Regions from separate parts of the Homo sapiens genome. Here region 2 is linked to region 1. Evidence: read pairs that join two places in POLR2A ChIA-PET (ENCODE). Cell type or tissue: PC-9. All regions are shown on one strand. Links, peaks and the distances in the headings refer to the core of each region. The heading gives the core; the rest is flanking DNA.

Evidence for each region. Peaks named below come from ENCODE experiments on the same cell type or tissue, not always from the same donor. Only the 100,000 strongest peaks of a DNase experiment are listed, where the experiment ranks them.
Region 2: POLR2A ChIA-PET joins it to region 1 with 9 read pairs; 1 of 35 experiments calls an interaction of 5 or more read pairs at or near these places.

The regions. Positions count from the first base shown.
Region 1 is chr15:69,991,975-70,001,268 of GRCh38, reverse strand. All of the region lies in intron 2 of LOC101929129 (a long non-coding RNA gene), which reads left to right. Among named protein-coding and RNA genes, the nearest start is that of MIR629, 83 kb to the left of the region's middle. RefSeq lists an enhancer at 580-1,081. In PC-9, for the core only: no CTCF peak of the experiment used is centred there; a DNase peak (open chromatin) is centred at 3,178.
Region 2 is chr15:69,552,668-69,561,961 of GRCh38, reverse strand. DRAIC (downregulated RNA in cancer, inhibitor of cell invasion and migration) reads right to left here and starts at 242. Exons shown (of 5, transcript NR_026979.1): 1 at 1-242. RefSeq lists enhancers at 2,897-3,398, 3,399-3,902. In PC-9, for the core only: no CTCF peak of the experiment used is centred there; a DNase peak (open chromatin) is centred at 4,411; H3K27ac peaks cover 1,630 bases.

The sequences.
Region 1 (9,294 bases), core at 2,199-4,698:
CCACCTCAGTCTCCTGAATAGCTTGGACTACAGACATCTGCTGCCATGCCTGGCTAATTTTTTGTGTTTTTTCTAGAGATAGGGTTTTGCTATGTTGTCCAGGCTTGTCCCAAACTCCTGACCTCAAACGATCTGCCCACCTCAGCCTCCCAAAGTGCTGGGATTACAGGTTTGAGCCACTGTGCCCAGCCAAAAAACTGGGTTATTCTTTTATCCAAGAATCATTTATTGGATCTGTAATATTTAACTAGTTTTCCTTCTGATTTCAAAAGTAAATCAATGCTTGTGTGGCAATGTTCAGATAGGGCAGATGAGCACATGGTCCAGAAGCCAGAGTCCCTCTAAGTGTCAGTTGCTCTGCCCATCAAATGGGGGAGACTTACACCCAGGAAGGGCTGAGACTGTGAGGCTCCTGTTGTCTTGCCTGGGCCTGGGCGACTGGCACCCTGAGCACTTCTCATGCTACTAAAGGAGTGGGAGCCCCCGGAGAGGGAGGCAAGAGCCGATGCTTGGTGGGGTGTGTTATGGGCATGTTTGCACCTGTGAAAATAAGTCTGGAGATGCTACAGTGGGTCCAGCCCTTGCCTTGGCCTTGTGGTGATGAGTCCTCTGTTCCCAGCCTTTGATCTGCAGCATTGCCCCCACCCCCTAGCCTGGCTCTTCTTGCTTCTTCTCTCTTCCCAGTACTGGGTGGCTCAGAGCACCCAGATGGAGCCCCACTGAGGCCTGCTGTCTCAGGGCAGGCAGAGCTGAACAGGCATCAGGGCTCTCAGCAGGAGGGAGAGGGGAGGATGGAAGAGGAGGGGAAATGAGAGGGGGAAGCTGATTCTGGGAGGCCTGGCTGGGGCTGGGGCAAAATACTTCAGGCTGGAAGGGGATCCTCTAAGCCACCTGAACGCCATGCAGAGTGGGGCTTGAAGAACTCAAGCTAGTTCCACCTTCTACAGGTGTCCCTGTCCTGCATAGGATTAATTTATTCATTCAATCAATCATTTGTTTATTCAACACATTTTTATTGATCCCCTTCCATATACCTGGCACTGTTCTAGGTACTGGGACAGAGCAGTAGATGGAAGAAAGGAAATACCTCTCCATATGGAGTTCCATTCTAGTGCAGGAGACAGACCATAAATAAGAGAAAGTAGAATGGATTATATGCTAGGGTGGATGAGTGCTGTGGAGAGAATAAAGCAGAGAAGAGAAATATGAGTGTCCGGGGTTGACATTTTCAAAAGAGTTGCCAGGGCGGGTGAAATGAGGATGGATGTGTGCGTCACCTAAAAGCCACATGTTGAAGCCCTAACCCCCAGTGTGATCGTGTCTGGAGGTGGGAACTTTGGGACGAAGCTAATTAGATTTAGATGAGGCCACGTGTGTGCCCCTCCCCACCACGATGGGATTAGTGTCCCTGTAAGGAGAGCAAGAGAGACCAGAGCTCTCTCTCTCTTCACCATGTGAGGACACGGCAAGAAGGTGGCCATCTGCAAGCCAGGTGCCTTGACCTTGGCCTTCTCAGCTTCCAGAACTAGGGAAAATACACGTCTGTGGTTTAAGCCACCCAGTCTGTGGTGTGTCATTACAGCAGCCTGAGCTAAGACGGAGCCTCTTTGAAATGACGACTTTGAGGAGAGACCTGGAGAAAGTGAAGAGGGGAGCAAGTGAACGTGTGGAGGAAGAACATTCTAGACAAAGGGGCAAAGGCCAAGGCCCTGAGGTGGGTGGGTGTCTGGCGTGTTGGAGGAGGAGCGAGGAGCAGTGTGGCTGGTCAGGGTGAGGGAGGCGGGAGCCATAGGAGGTGGGGTGAGCAGCAATAGGCCCCGTCAGACAGGGCCTCGTTGGTTGTATACAGTAGAGATTTGGGCTTTACCTCTGAGAAAATGGCAACCATTTTCAGAGTTGCAGAGATGTAGCACAATCACACTGAAGCTTTAGCAGAATCCGGTAGCCACTGGGTGGAGCCTAGGCTGTAGGGTCAAGTGTAGAATATGGAGGCGAGGTGGGAGGCTCCTGGGAGCATGTAGGTGAGAGGTGCTGGTGGCTGGTGCCAGGCTGGGAGTAGTGGGAGGTGGTCAGATTCTGGATATGGATGGAAAGTGGATCCAGCTGTGTTTGCCGGCAGACAGGCCGAGGTTTTCTCAGGTGGTGGTGCTGCCCATGGCCAGGTGGGCCGCAGGCCTGTGGTTCCAGCAGTCAGTCCACTCAGGAGTCCTCGACTGCCTATGGAGAGCGCTGGCAGGAGCTGGCAAGTGTGAGGCCCAGGCTGTCAGAGCTGGACTCACTCCTGGCCTTGCTGTGTGAGCTGGCGAGGCAGCCCCGTGGAAAGGTGGCTGAATGAAGTTTGGGGAGCACACAGTGGGGCTGGGGAGTGGCAGGAAGTTGGGGGTGATGAGAGCAGAGTCCAGAGTTGGACCTGCCTCAGCAGGGCCCTTTGCCCCGTGGGCTGGTGGGACCAAGACACGCTCCCCTGGCCCTGGCCTGGCCGTGAGTGCTGTGCTGAGGTAGGGCTGGCAAAACACAGGGGCTGTGTTTCTAAACTGTACCTCCTGCCTCTCACTCTCAAAGCCCCCTCTCCTCCGGCTGGCCCGCACTGAGGAGAGCCCATCATGGGGCCCAAGGGGAGCCACTGCAAGAGGCTCGGGAAGCAACTTCTCTGGGGCCCTTGCTTTAGAGCAATGGTCAGCAAACAGAGACAATACTCCCATTCCATGGAGGCATTAGCTGATGTCTGGAGACATTTTTGTGTGTCCCCACTGGGGCAGTGCTACTGACAGCTAGTAGAGGCCAGAGGTGCTGCTAAACCTGCATTACACAGGACAGTCCCCCAAAGCAGGAATCCCCTGAATCATCCGTCCCAACATGTCGGCAGTGCCAAGACTGAGAAGACCTGCTTTAGAGACACCTTAATTCACCAACCTTCCCAAGTGTGGCAGCTTGCAAAAAAATGGGCACAAATTCCCCCCAATACCGGTATGTACACCCTTTATCCCAGTAAGAGGTGAAGTGGATTTCTCTGCCTCTTGCGACTTGCACTGACCAATTGAATGCAGAGGAAGTTATGTCATGGAGCTTCTGAGCCCAGACCTCAAGAGGTCCTGCAGCTTCCACTGTTGTTCCCTTGGAGCCCCTGGCAGCAATGAGGAGCAGCCATGGGCGAGCTGCCAGATGAGTGTAGCTGCATGAGTGACTCCAGACAAGACCAGCAGAAGACCCGCCCAGAAGAGCCCAGCCCAAACTACTGGCCCACAGAAGAATGAGGAAATAGAATGGTGGTTGTTTGAAGCTACTAAATGTTGGGGCTGTTTGTTTTGCACTGACTACACTGACAGCAGGTGCATTTTAAAGGGGATGTCTGAGGACCTGTGGAGGCTGAAGTGACTCCATCTTGGATGCTAATGTGCCATGCTGACTTCTGATTAACCCCAGCTCCAGGAAAGCCTCTAAGATCTCTACTTTCATGTAGTTGCTGTAAATCCTGCCCTTAGATCAAAACAACCTTGATGTTACCATAAACACATACTTACTATAAATCCTGCCCTTAGGCAAATTCCCTATGGCATACGAGCCCTGGGTCTGGGGGTAGCAGTGCAGGCGTCCACCATTGCGCCTTGCAGCCACCCAAGACATGGGTTGTTCGTGAGTCCCTATTAAATGTTTCTTTCTGAGAACCTGGGTTTCTTGGCCTCTTTCTTTGGCCTCTCAGCTTCCTTAGGCTTTGGGGCTAGGTTTGCATAGAACTACTCACCATAGAACAGGATCATATGTTTTAACCCAGAGGATTAGTGGGCTCACCTCAGTCAAAGGAAGGCCGTTGAAGTGGATTTTGCCTCAGCAGCAGAATCCTTCCTGTTGATGAAATCACTCTAGGTGAGTAACTGCCAGTGCAGTCTGGATCCCGTGTGCGTACAGAACAGGCAATGATCCCGGCCTATTGGCCACAGGTGGGGTGAGAGGAGCAGCTGGGATAATGGAGAGCAGATTGGTGGCCAGCCGCTGGGCAGAGGGCGGGGCTCCGAAGTGAGATAGCATGGGCAGGACTGCCAGCTCCACCGCCCGCAGCCACCTAACCTTGAGCAGGTCGCTCTTCCTCTCCAGACCTCTGCTTCTCCTCTGGAAAGGGATGATAATACCTCTCTCAGGTTTATTGGGAGGATTAGATCAGATTAGATGAGACTATGTATATGAAGGACTTAGCACCGGGCCTGGCACTGAGAAGGTACAATAATGGCTTGTTGACTGATTAAACAGACACACTGTTTGGACTAGGGTTTGGCTGACAGTAAAGGGTATAAAAGGATCTTTCAGGCTGTGTGTCCTCTTAAGTGCAGGAGGGTCTTTCAAAAGAGAAAAAAAAAAAAAAAGAGAAGAGAAAAGAAAAAAAAAAAAAGGATTGGGAGCTGTAGGAACTAGGTTATTGCTAGATACTTCCAGAATGGATGTCCCTAGATGGAAAGGAAACGCGGGTTTAAATCAGTTTGGCATTGATAGCAGGAGGCAGGAAAACAGTTGGTCTTAATATTATTCCTGTGTGAGCCAGCATGTGGTGTGGGTTTTAATTTAAAGCAGGCATTTAGTGAGTTGATAAACAGGAGTGTGCACCTCCTGCCCTCCCACGCCCTGAGCCCCAGAAGAACAATTATCCTGGAGAGAAGATGAAAGGAACATATGGAAATGAATTCTAATAATATGGAGCAGGCAGGCAGCACCTGCTTTCTCACGCGGGCTTTGAGGGGGCTCGAGTCGAGACTGTGTACACACCAGCAGGTAGCAGAGGTCAGTCGAGGCCACCCTGACTGGTTCACTCCACTGGAGCAGTTCTGTGCTGTGGGATGGAGACGGGGCTGAGAACTTTTGGGGCCTCTGTTAATGGCGTGGTCTGAGGCATGCCTCCACTGGCGCCGTCTCTGCGGTGTTGTGCGTATTCAGATAAGCCAGGCTGATTGTTTTGTTTCATTGTTTGTTTGTTTTTTACCTTCCCCCAAATGCTGACACAGAATGGGCACATAAGAGGCCAGCCTCTGTCTAAGGTTACCAGACTCAATTTGGAGATAGTAGTTTGGATTCTCAGTTACAATTCTGGCATCCACTTCAAACCAATCAGGCAAAAGGGGAGATTGACTGAGCTGTGGGATTCACCTACAGAAAGAGCAGGGGCAATGGGCTCCATCAGCTGCTGTCACCAGCGTGGCTCTCAGGGTCTTTCACCCATGTCAGTGTCACTCTCTGAGACCGAGCACCGGACTGCTCATAATTCCCAGCCATAGATTTCCAGTTTTGCCAACAAGGGGAAAAGACTCTCTTTCCTTAGTTCCCAATTGAAAAGTCCCTAGGAAGGGCTCTGCAGGCCCTGCTTGAGTCACATCTCCCACCCCTGTGCCGTGGCCAGTGATGGGTGCACTGGTTCACTGTCTCCTCTGCAGCCTCACCAGTGGGTGGATGAAGGGAAGGGACAGCTCCCAAAAGAAGTGAGAGTGCTGTTGCCACAAAAGCGAAAAGTAGTGGGCAGTGTTGTCTGTGGGGCCACGGAAGTCATAATGGGGATTTCTTGAGTCATTTCTACTCTTCCTTAAAGCCCAACATAAACTCAAAACTCCATCCACGAGTCGGTTATCCATGCCAACTGAAATGTAGCTCACTATGCTGGCCCAGTCATATCCTCACCTCCTTCTGCTGCCCCGAAGTCCATCTCGGTAGTTTTACGTCTTTAATGATTCAACTTGGGGGAAAAATTAATCTTTACAGAATGAATGAGGTTGATTTTTATTTCGCAGTTGTTAAAGACAAATATTCTATTTCTGAGGACAAACTTGGGGCAGACTATTTTCCTCTAAGGGCCTCTTTACATAGAGAACACATGCTTACCTGACATGAGGAACAAAGAACGATCTGTATTATTGTATCACTTAGCACCAGGTTCAGCTGCATATAACATTGAATAATAATGGCTTCAATGCACTGGGGTTGTGTCTTACTCAGAAGTTTGGAAGCATATGCTGGGGGACAATGCTCCATAAGTCTCCCACGTTTTCATTTGTCTTATAAGCAGAGCCATGGGTGGCTTTTGTTCCAGATCATCTTTGCAAAGATGTTTTATAGGCTCAGAACATACAGATAGTGTCATTCTCTGTGTCAAAGGGTGGATTTGCTTGCTGTCCAGTATGATAAAGATAACGTCTTGCTCAGGGCAAGGGTGGGGAAGGTTTATTACCAGCCCTGTTGTAAAGGATTGGGACTTCCCAAGCTTGGGTTCCTCAGCTGTGACCTAAACCTCCTGCATTTGCAGCATCTACCTGGACTGCTTTGCATTGCCCCAAGGGACCTGGGGACAAGAGGAACTAATGCAAACTGACATGAACATGAACTTCATGCCACTTGCTGTAACATGAGTGATAAAGTCCATTGTCTCTGACCAGGATTCTCATGTCTTCTGCTAGTTTGCATGACACTCTGGCAGGTTAACTTGTTAACTTGCAAGTAGGGTAAAATTTCAGACCTTTCACAGTACTTGACACTATACAGTAAAGGGCTGAAATGGTGACTCCACAAAGTAATCTAGGCCAGGCTTCTTTTGCTTTACCAGTCTCAAGATTAGCTCATGGTGCAAGATGGCTGCTGGAGCTCCAGTCAGCACATCTGCATTCCCAGCAGCAGAAAAGAGGAAAGAGGAAGGACAAAGGCAACATCTCCCAGACCTCCTGGATTTCCACACAATACTCCATATGCATCTCACTGGCCATCACTTTATTTGGCTTTGCCTAGCTGCAAGGAAGGCTTGGAAATGTAGGCTTTTTATTTTTATTTTTATTTTTGAAGTCTCACTCTGTTGCCCAGGCTGGAGTGCAGTGGAGTTATCTTGGCTCACTGCAACCTCCATTTCCCAGGTTCAAGCTATTCTCCTGCCTCAGCCTCTGGAATGCTGGGATTACAGGCATGCGCCACCACACCCAGCTAATTTTTTTGTATTTTTGGTAGAGACAGGGTTTCACCATGTTGCCCGGGATTGTCTTGAAGGCTTGACCTGAAGTAATCCACCCGCCTCGGCCTCCCAGACTGCTAGGATTACAGATGTGAGCCACCACGCACAGCCAGGAAAATGTAGTCTTTAGGCACAACGCAATGCTGTCCCAGGCAGGGCTTTGTTACTACTGAAGAAGAGAGAATGAACTTGATGGGTGGCAACTAGCAATCTCTGTCCCAGTCCCCACCTCCTGCTGTTGTTCCTAGTCTGGTGGTAGAGACAGGAAAGAGTTCCTCATCTGAGCATAGCGCCTGCTGAGGAGGAAGAAGGAGAGGGGAGGCCCCATGGTAAACAAGTTTAGGGAAGGGTGCACTAGTTGCCTTACCCACTCTCAGCCAAATAAAACACCCTCTACTCCACCCCAGGAGCTCAAAATCTAGATGGAGGGATGGGCATGTGGATCATGAATCACAGAGCATGGGGAAAAGTAGTGATCAGAGCTGGGTTGAGGTCAGCCAGCCTAGCGAGTTGAAGGAGCACTGACAAGGGATGGCTACATTAACTGGAGATTAGGGAAGGCTTCCTGGAGGAGGCGATGCTTGACTTGAGTGTGGAAGGATGAGTACAAGTTCACCGACTCATGGGCTTGGGGTAGGGCTGCTAGATAAAATACAGGATGCTCAGTTAAATTTCTTTCTTTCTTTCCTTTCTTTCTTTCTTTCTTTCTTTCTTTCTCTTTCTTTCTCTTTCTTTCCTTCTTTCTTTCTTCCTTCCTTCCTTCCTTCCTTCCTTCCTTCCTTCCTTCCTTCCTTCCTTTCTTTCTTTCTCTCTCTTTCTCTCTTTCTCTCTCTCTCTGTCTCTTTCTTTCTTTCTTTCTTTTTCTTTCTTTCTTTCTTCTTTCTTTCCTTCCTTCCTTCCTTCCTTCCTTCCTTCCTTCCTTCCTTCCTTCCTTCCTTTCTTTCTCTCTCTTTCTCTCTCTCTCTCTCTGTCTCTTTCTTTCTTTTCTTTCTTTCTTTCTTTCTTTCTTTCTTTCTTTCTTTCTTTCTTTCTTTCTTTCTTTCTTTCTTTCTTTCTTTTTTGATGGAACCTCCCTCTCAGGCTGGAGTGCAGTGGTGCAATCTTAGCTCACTGCAACCTCTGCCTCCCGGGTTCAAGCGATGCTCCTGCCCCAGCCTCCTGAGTAGCTGGGACTACAGGCGCACACCACCATGCCTGGCTAATATTTGTATTTTTGGTAGAAACGGGGTTTCACCGTGTTGCCCAGGCTGGTCTCGAACTCCTGACCTCAGGTGATCCACCCGCCTTGGCCTCCCAAAGTGTTGGGATTATAGGTGTGAGCCACCGCACCCGGTCTAAATTTCAATTTTAGATAAACTACATATAATTTTAGTATAAGTATAGCTCATGTAGTATTTGGAGCATACTTATACTAAGAAATTATTTGTGGTTTATCCGAAATACAAATTCACCTAGCCTCCTATATTTTTATTTGCTAAATCTGGTAACTTTATGTGGGGGTGAGGGCATACCAGGTATGAGGAACTCACTAGAGAAGGCCAGGGGAGGGGGAGCTGAATGCAGGTTGGCAGGCTGGAGTGAGTGAGGAGGGGTGTTCAGAAGGGGTGTGGGGGTGAGGCTGGGAAAGGAGGCAGGGCAAGGCATTGTCCGCTTAATACTGATAAGGAGTATCTATTATCCAACAGTTATTGGAGCAATTACCATGTGCCGGGAACTCTGTCAAGCACTTTGGTATTGACTCACTTAATTCTCACGTCATCACTAGGAGGGAGGTGCTTGTATTATTTCCATTTCACTGATGAGGAAATCTAAAAGTTAAGAAATGGCCAGGCAGTGGTGGAGTCGGATGCAAACCCTGGTGTAGGCCAGGCTATTCCTCATTGGAATTTTTCATGGGGCTTCCTGGGCCTTATCTCATTCTCTCGGTCTTCCTGTGATGCCGGTGACGGTAGGCAGGGCCAGCAACCATGGAGCTGCCCTGAACAGAGGAGAGAGTGGGTGGGAGGCCCAGGCAGGTTCCTTAAAGGCAGGGATCCCCCACTCAGAGAACAGCTAGTCCAGAGGTGCCCACACCCTGCACCCAGGTGCCCTTATGGGAGCTGAGGTGCCCCTCTTTGAGGGAACCTTGCAAGCGGAGACTGAAAATGCGCAGGATTCCGGCTGGAGCACCTCTGCTTTTATGCACAGTCTGTACTGGGCATCTGTGAGACGCTGCACTTGAATAAACCGCTCAGCGCCTCTCAAAATAAGCATCTTGCTGGTGGCCCAACTCCCTCCTTTTCCAGAAGAGAAAGCTGAGCTCCAGGAGGGGTTGAGTAGGG
Region 2 (9,294 bases), core at 3,023-5,522, 440 kb after region 1:
ATCCTAATGTCCCTCTCATCGCCTATGACTCCAAGCCAATTCCCACATCCAACCTCAAGCTTCACAAGTCGAAACCCAGGTTTCTCTGCCAGAGCCGGGGGAAACAGAGCCCCTAGCCTGCCATTTTTAATTACATCAGGGCTGGGTGAGCAGGTAATCGCTGTGCATTTCAGTAAATTACCTCTCATAAAGGGGCCATCATGTTTGCTCATGTGCCCTTCTTTCCTGGAACCAGCTCCCTGTTTGCCAACATTGTATCTTCCCAGCAGCCCATGCGCCTGGTGATCGTCCTTTTAGTCAAGCTGGGGGACAGTCAGGTGCAGGGGGAGGAGGCAGTGTTTGGGCAAATATTGGACTTGGCCACACTTGCTGTTCGTATCAGGAACCCAATTGGTGTTATTGATTGACAGATTCGGGGACCAACTGTTTAGAAAGCTGAGCCCCCTCGGATTGGGCTAGGTGTTTCAACAAACAGCCCTAATGCTGGGCAAACAGGGCTGTTGGAAGAAGTGCCCAGCGTGTTAGCAGAGCAAACCAAGCACTGAGCAAACAGCTTAAAAGAATGTGGCCACCTCCACGTAACCTCAACCGAGGTATTGATCCCACCGGAGGAAAGAGAGGGGCCGAGTGGGGAACAGAGAGATACAAACCCCGGCAGAATGTAAATGTTATCTTTAAGCTGCGGCTGTCACGGCCCTAATGGGCATCTGTTTGGAATTTGTCTTCTTGCAAATCTTTAAATCCAGGTCAGGGCCAGGCACAGAATTTAATAACAACTTTTCAGAGAGATCGGGGCTTGGGACTGATTTCATTCCCCATAAGCCCAACTGGGACTCTTCTGTTCTTCTTAAAGGCAGCTGCCTTGCATGGAAACTTGCTGGGTGCAAGTCCCAAGCTAGAAAGAGATAAATCTTCTGAACACTGGTCATAAGGCTACAGGAGAGAAGAAGGAAATTCAGAAATAAAGGTGCTTTCTCTGACCCCTGAGCTGTCCATACAAGAGAGCTGGTGGAGTGGAAAGAATCCTGGACTCAGAATCAAGAAATCTGGGTCCTGCTGCAGCTGCTGGCTCTGACTGGCTGCCCCTTCTGTCTTCACCTCCCTGACCTTCAACCTCTGTATCTATGAACTGAGGGATGCAGTCCCTGCTGGGCATATTCAGGGTCAGGCCAGACAAGCCCATTCCAAGGTGGGAGCACACTCTGCAGACAGAAAACACTGTCCCAGTTTAAGGAATCGGGATATTTGCTGAGAGACCCTGGGAGATGCCCCTCCTGAGCCTGAGACCTTCTGACATCACCAAGTCGCAATGGAATGGACCATGGCTGTGGTTATCTATTTTTCTAGGTAGGTGACTGTTGGAATTTGGGTGTCCTTTCCCAAAAGCTAGATGGGCAAAGGGAATACATGTTGTTTGCAAATTCCTTGAAAAGTCAAAAAATCATGATTGCTTACTTGCTGTTATTTTTGAGACAGGGTCTCACTCTGTTACCCAGTCTAACAGAATCGTGCTCTGTCACACAGGCTGGAGTGCAGTGGGACGATCATAACTCACTGCAGCTTTAAGCTCCTGGATTCAAGCAATCCTCCTGCCTCAGTCTCTCAAGTAGCTGGGACTACAGGTGTGCACTACCACACTTGACTATATATATATTTTTTTTTTGTAGAGATGGGGTCTCACCATGTTGTCCAGGCTGATCTCGAATTCCTGGCCTCAAGTGGTCCTCCCACCTCAGCTTCCCATAAACAATGGGATTACAGCATGAGCCACCATGTCCAGTTGCTTGCCTTTTAATATTTTTGTAAAATAATAGGGTTAAAAAAATACTTGCCCTCTGTGTCTCAAATGAGGCCAGAGGACTGTGATTGGATATCACCCCTGGTCCACAATTTCTTGCCAAGAAAAAAACCACAGCACTCCTATCTTCAACTAGAGGCCATAGCAGTGTGAGTAACCCCAGGGTATTACTTGGCACTGCATTGTACAAGAGAATAGAGGGAACTTAAAACCTTTTGGCCATCTCTACCTCTTGGTATCTGCTCTCATGATGATAAGGAGAATCAGAGAAGGCTGCAACTCAGAGGAGGCATCTACTTTGATAGATCTTTAAACAGGGGCTTAACAGGGAACAGCCGCAGCTTAAAGATTACATTTATGAAAGGATACAGGCAAAGTGGTCAGGAGCTCGGGCTTCAGAGCTAAGTGCCTGGGGTAGAATCCCAGCTCTGCCACTCGTGGTGCTGTGAGGCCTTAGGCAGGTTACCTAACTTCTCTGAACTTCAACAACACTTCTCCCTGTGAAATGGAAACAATACCCCTGGAGGGACTGCCCCTCAGTGCGGCACCTCACCCACGATAAGCCCTCAGTAAATAATAGGGACTTTTATGGTTATTTTTGTGATGTGAGCAGGACAGACCCTAGTGAGAATGAGCTGTCATTGCCCATATGTGACTGCAGAGGATGCCTTGCTCCCAGTGAGGAAACCCACCAGCCTTCCCTAGAAAACCTACCATCAGAGCCTTGGGTCAGCACCGAGATTTTACCGTTCAAGTGGAGACGCGCACTTCGTTTCAAGTGTGTGGCCTATGAGAGCCGCTCGGATGGGCTTCCTCATCAGAGGGACCTCTCCAAGGCCTCCTCCTCCTGCATCGACCAGTAGCCCTGCCCTCAGCGCAAAGAGAAGGCTGTGGGGTTTGAAGACAAAGTTCTCCGGCATAGAGATGGGCCGGTCTATTACCTTCTGCTTATAGATGGGGCAGTGAATGCCCAGTGTAAGGAAAGGACTTGCCCGAGGTCACAGAGGAGGTCAGTGGCTGCACAGGTTTTTTTGTGGCAATAAGAAAATGGGCTGATGAGGCTGGGTCTTTAAAGGCAAAACCAGTGACAGGTTATCAGGGAGAAGTTTAAGCTTGCCTTAAAAGTGGAGCGGATGGGGGCCCAATTCACCTCCAGTAAATAGTTATGAATTAGGGTTTATCTACAGCAATTAAAAACAAATAAGTAAATCGTACCTGCATTGGCATGCTTCGTCTCAACCTACTGATATACCTACCCTCACTGGAAACGTCCATCTCAACTAAGGTTGTTTCAGAACCTTTGCTTTCGGAACAAGGGCACACAAACACGGGGGTAATTTATGATTGTAATTTATGACGTGTTAAGTAGAGATAACTATATTTCTCCAATCTGCATGGCCTAACATCTGGTTAAGTAAGGAAAATGGGCCCGGAAGATGTGGTATCGATGATCCCCCTATAAGGAGAAGTCTTAGCTAAGGTTGGGTGCATTTGGTGAGTGTTGAGCCACGGCCAACCTGCTTCCGGGCCTAGGGCACTCCCATCCCTGCCCCAACATGGTCCCACAGAGCTCAGGCACAGGCCACAAGGTTCCCAGCCTCCATCAGACCCCAGCTTTCCCCCTCTCCTGCTCTGCTCCTGGCTCCATGAGACAGTAGCATGCAGACTATGAACCAAGAAAAAGTTAAAAGCAAAAAGGAGAAAACTTGTTAAAACCACTGCTGTTTTTAAGGGTCAAGGAAGGATTCCTTGACCTGCCCTGGAGGCAAGAAAACAGGTCACATAAACACCACACCCCTTTCTCCAATCAGCCTAGGGTTACAGACTTACTTCTGTTAGGCAAAGACCTCCTTTCAAGAAGAGAATATGCTGGGCCACTCTGCAGATCTGGAGGAGTTTGGAGTAAGAGTGGGTGCCCCAGACATTGGACCAAGCATTCCACAGGTAGAAGGCTTGGAAGCTGGAAGCCCAGTGAACATGCACCTGGTTAGAGGGATCAGGAAGCCTCAGCTCTGGAGTGGATTAAGATGCAGGTAGAAACAGCTCAGAGTGGGTCTCTAATCCCATCTAATCCACTCTGGGCTCAAGGATCCCAGAAATCCCTTACCAAGCACTTTCTTTGTCTCACCCGCAGTGACCACCTCCCTCCCTTTCCCTTGGAAAGCCCAAGTTATCAGGCAGTGAAAGAACTGGCCCCTGACTCTGCTGCTATAACATCTCCCATGCCACACTGCTGCTTCTGAACATGCAGGCCCTTGAAACAGGAAAAGCAGTACCCACTTTCTCACTCCACAGCTCCACTCACAATTACCAACTGTTTACAGGAAAGACAATGAGAGTGCGTCCCCTGAGAGAAGGGGTTAATTATTACAAGTCAGGAAAACAGAGAGTTACAGTATGCTGACCCCCTCTACCTGAATACACAGTAACTAGTGCTGTTTTTGAAAACACCCAGGTTAGAGCCAGGTTTACATTTGACAAGCATCAGCTAATTACAACAATAATATGAACTACACAACAGCATCAGCATGGCTGATGAATCATTGAAAAGGCTGAGTGACTCTTAGAATGCCCAATTAATGATTCACCCTGTAAAAATGCATCTCCACGCTGGTGCCCAGATCTGGCTCATTATGTTAAAAGCTCTTACGCCACTGGGCCTTACATACAGACTCTAAATATCTTCAGAACTTTGAACTTTGAAATAAGTAAACACGAATATGCACTAACTAGGACTGGCTTCATGGGCACGCAACCTATGAGGCTAGTTATTCAGGGCCTGAGCTCCAAAGGGCACCACCCCCAACTTGGTTGAATGCTCTCTTGAAATTCTGAATAATTCTAGAACAGGGAGCCCCAGCATTTCCATTTTGCACAGGGACCTGAAAATGATGTTTCCAGGCTTGGGCTAAACTCTTAAAGAAGAAAGCAAGAGAAAGTGAGACACAGGAATCCACACATCAAGCCACTTTTGCCCCCATCTGAAGCAAAATGCCCCATTCTTTTAAAATTCTGAACAAGAGAAAGGTGTGGAATTTTTTTTTTTTTTTTTTTTCTGGAGGAAGTGTTTCGCTACATTAGAAATACCTTATGAGTAGGTCTGGCCCTGTCCTCTAAGCTAACCCCTCTCCTCCCTGACCACCCTCTGCAGAAAAACTCCTCTCTGACCTGCCGTGTCTGCAACCTGAGGTTGAGGTTGAGGGATAATTTCAGCTCTTTTCTGAGATAACAGAGAAGTCAGAGTCCTTGCTGTTTCCTTCTTCATAAAATGAAAGAGCATTGCGGGGGCAGCGGAAGGCAGAAGGGACTAAGTCAACCTTTCCCAGCCCTTTCTGAGATGTTCAAAAATGTTCACCCAGAGAGGGTCTCTATAGCAAAAAAAAAAAAAAAAAAAGAAAGAAAAAGAAAAAGAAAAAAAACCAAGTTTTGAAAACTCTGGGTCAAATAAAGTTAACTTTCTGAACTGGAGGACTTTCTCAGAACATTTAAAGAGTTAACAGGAATTGTGTGACTCTCCAAGCCTGGGGTGACAGCACTTTCCAAGCTCATTCTACTATAATTGATGTAACAACCCATCCACCCTGGGGAGTATTTACCATCAGGCTGAGGAATCTTGGACTTCAGAACCTCTCTGAATGCAGTGCAATGACCTGCACTGGTCATTGCAGAGCTCTGGAAGTACCCATACTGAGTGTTCACCTGGTCATATGCTTGGCTAAAATTTGCAGAAGTAAGATATTGCTGTATCCATTTTCTTTTCTTTCCTTTTCTTTTTTGAGAGGGAGTCTCACTCTGTCGCTCAGACTGGAGTGCAGTGGCACAATTTCAGCTCACTGCTACCTCCACCTCCCGGGTTCAAGTGCTGCATCCATTTTCTTAAAGAAAGGTCCTAAAATTGTGTGAGCTTTGGGACCCCCAAAACGCACATCCTCCTCTGCATCCATTTTCACATCTGGAGGCACCACCCTTACATCATAACTAACATCTTAACATGCACCCACATCTCGCATTTCATCTAATTTATAAATAACTGTAGGAGTTGAGTTGGAGCTGGTATAATGTCATTTGCTTAGTAGACTCATAATTAAACATTTTTTCATATTGGTTTTGCTCAGTTGCAAGGAATGTTAATTTTGGAGGCAACACTTTTTAAATTTCCATGTCACGATCATTTTCTTAGGTCCTGGGAAAGCATGTGGGCCCTGAGGACTAGGCCTACAGTGCAGGATGGATAAAATAGGGCTGCACTCAGCCAGCCTCTACAGTTCGAGAAATGCCATACTTATAGAGCAATACTGATTATTTTCATGGTCGTTTCCAATTCAGTGGAAATGTCGATTTAATATCTAATTCAGACTAAAGAGAGATTGGAGTGGTTGGGGGAGTCGAGTTTGGATTGCAGAAATTGAGCTTTTATTATTTTCGAGAAACAGCAGGTTTCCTTGAACTAGGTTAACAAGGTGTTATCTAACAAGACCTTAGGGGGCTGATTTAACGGTTAGGACAAGATTGTTGTGTAATTAGCTTATCAACTCTGTATATGTAAATGAAGGCTTTTAAAGTCTTAGGAAAACTGGCTCTTGCTCTTAAGTAATTTAACTGTTTCCCCTTGATGCTCTTCATTCTCTCCAGCTTGGACACTTCTTTCCTTAATTAAGCATTTATGGAAGTCCATCTTGTGCGCAGCACTGTGCCTAGGGATTGAAATATGAGTAAGACCCAGTCCCTGCTCTCCACCAGCCCATGGTCTAATCAGAGGTCCGCGAACCTTTTCTGTAAAGGACCAGATGGTAAATACTTCAGTTTTGCAGACCATCTCTGTTGCAATAATAACCCGACTCGGCCCTTCAAGTACAAACGCAGCCACGGACAACGTATCAACAAATGAGTGGCCATGTTCCAATAAAACTTTATTTACAAAAGCTACTTGGGCCATGGTTTGCAGACCCTCTGGTCTAAAGAGAGAGACAAAAATATAAATAATTTACTATGCAAAGATAGAAACTTAATTCTGTGCAATTATGGAAGCGCTAGCCAAGTGCTGTGGATTCACAGGGAAGAAAGAAGTAATTGATTTCCAGGAGAGGCCAGAAGCTTCCTGGAAGAGCCATTGCCTCTTGGTTCAGGCCTTTATGGTCCCCCAGTTGCTTTGTTCTTATCCATTTTTCCTCCCCATTGAGGCCAAGGGCTTCTGCGACCTGGCATCATTTTGTATCATTCCTGGGGCCTAGCTAAGATGTGAGCACAGGTCCTGCCTACAAAATCACAGCTTCTGAGTCAGCATCCAGTCAAATAAGGTTGATGTTGTTAGAGCAAAACTCCGATTGGGCTCTCACCCAGGCTTCAGATAAACACTTCTTGTTTGGAAAACCATGGTGCCTTTGAGGGGAATTAGACAATGTAATCTCCTCCTGCACGCAACCTCTGCTCTAACTCCTTTATTGTTCTTCCAGACACTTTCTCTTTGCATTTTCAATATCCAAATGCCATTTAGTTTATTGAGGCTTGTTTGCTCAGGGCTGGGCAAATAAAAGAACAAAGGAGGCTGTGAGCATCACCCCAGCCTTTGCTATCACGGGCTCTCAAGGTGAGCTTAGCAGCCTTCAGCACCAATCCCCTTAACAGGCTGCAGGCCAAGGTCGCTGGAGATGTGAGATGCAGGGCTATAAAGATGGGATAGGAGACAAGGCACTTTCTAAAAGGACTCCCGATAGCATATCTCCAATTCCACCAGGAACTAGGAAAAGGATGACACCCTGGCAATAACAGCAGGTAAATGAATTACTCACCCAGTAAAACTGATGGAGCTGATAACAGCAAGACCCAGAGATTGTTGGGTCAGAGGTTGCATCAGGAGACGGCTTCAGAGATTTAGGCTGTCGATCACCTTCATCAGCCTTTCTCCAAGACCTCTCCAAGTCAATATCCGATCTACCTAGGAGTACAGTGTGCTCACTGTGCCACCCAGGCAGGGGCCACCCCTAAGCCCTTTCTCTAGAAACACTCTGCAGCCCCCACTGCCCACTTGTTCCTGGTGTTCACCAGTGGGGGACAATGCTTGTGAATCCCCCAATATTTGTATGACTCTTGGGGAAGCTAGAGGAGGACAAATCAGAGAATGCTGGATCCAAAATATAACTTTCCTCAGGATATCAAATCCAGTTAGCACCAGCAAGCACCCTGCCCCTCCCCTTTGAACTCCCCAGGCTGCTTTCTGACCTGTAGGATGAATCTACGACTCTGCCTACCTGCCGCTCATAGCTCCTAGGAGTACAACTTCCAGCCACTGCTTCTCACGTGAAAACTCTCAGCTCAAGCACTGGAGGCAGAGTCCACTACACAGGGAGGCTAGGAGCCCGGGTCACTGACCTATATGAACTGCCACCAATAAAGAGCCTTTCTCTTAAAATGAGGAAGAGAAGGAAGAAGAGGCAGGTGAAGGCAGAATTGATTCATTTCCAGCCCCTGGGACTCTTTTGAGTCAATGGTTCCAGAACTGTAAAGTCTGTCTGTAAAGTCTGTAATTTAAACAAGCAAACAAACAAAACCTTCTACAGGTGTTGGGTGAAAAATCCCTCAGGTTTTTTCACCTTGGTGGGAAGGTCCAGGTGGTCAGATGACCTGGGGCATAGAATAATAAGGATAGAGGGGCCCTGTCTGGGGCTCTCCCAGGTGAAGTCAGCTCCTCATCACTGGCTTCTCATCAAGGATGGTGTAAAAGCCAACGGCGGCTCTACTTCATCTCCTCAAACAGACCCTTCCAAACTCAGGACTAAAGCTAGAGAAAGAAGGAGGGAAGGGAGGTGGCTTTGCTCCTGGCTCAGCTTCCATTGGCTGAGCTTCTACTGTGTGCCAGGCGTGCATTATCTCCTTTAGTCCTCTCACACTCCTAAGTGATGTGTGATAATCTTGTTTTATAGATAAGGACACTGACAACACTTTCCCTAGGTCCTCCTGCAACAAAGTGGCCAGGCTGGAAGTCAGCACAGGCCTGGCCTCAAACCCACGCTCTTGCCACTAACAAACTTCCGCAGAAAGAGAAGGAAGGTGTGTTTAATGTAAGTGTTAAATGTGTGACAGGAAATGGATGAGCCTGTGGGGGCTAAATTGACTTGCTGGGGTTAGGAGAATGGCATCCTGACTTGTTCTGATCCCTACTCTGACTCCTTTCTGATCCCCACTTCCCCACACATACTCTTGGTTGGGCCAGGGGATGCTAGCCTCAGCCCTTGGGATCCACTCCCACTTCATAAGAAACCAAAACCAAATGTGGGGTCCTGCCTTAGCAAAGGTGAGTGACAGGCAGAGCTGGGATGCTCTGTGCCCAAGGGCCCTCAATGGCCTGTACCTCCTCTCTACCACCTGGGCCCTTTGGCTCATTTCTACCCCCGCACCCCTTAAAGTCACCTTCTTGGATTAAGTCACTGTGCGTGCTGGCCTCTCCAGTCTCCTCCTCTCTCCTGGGGCATCTGAGACTCTGAGTCCTAAGCTGGAGG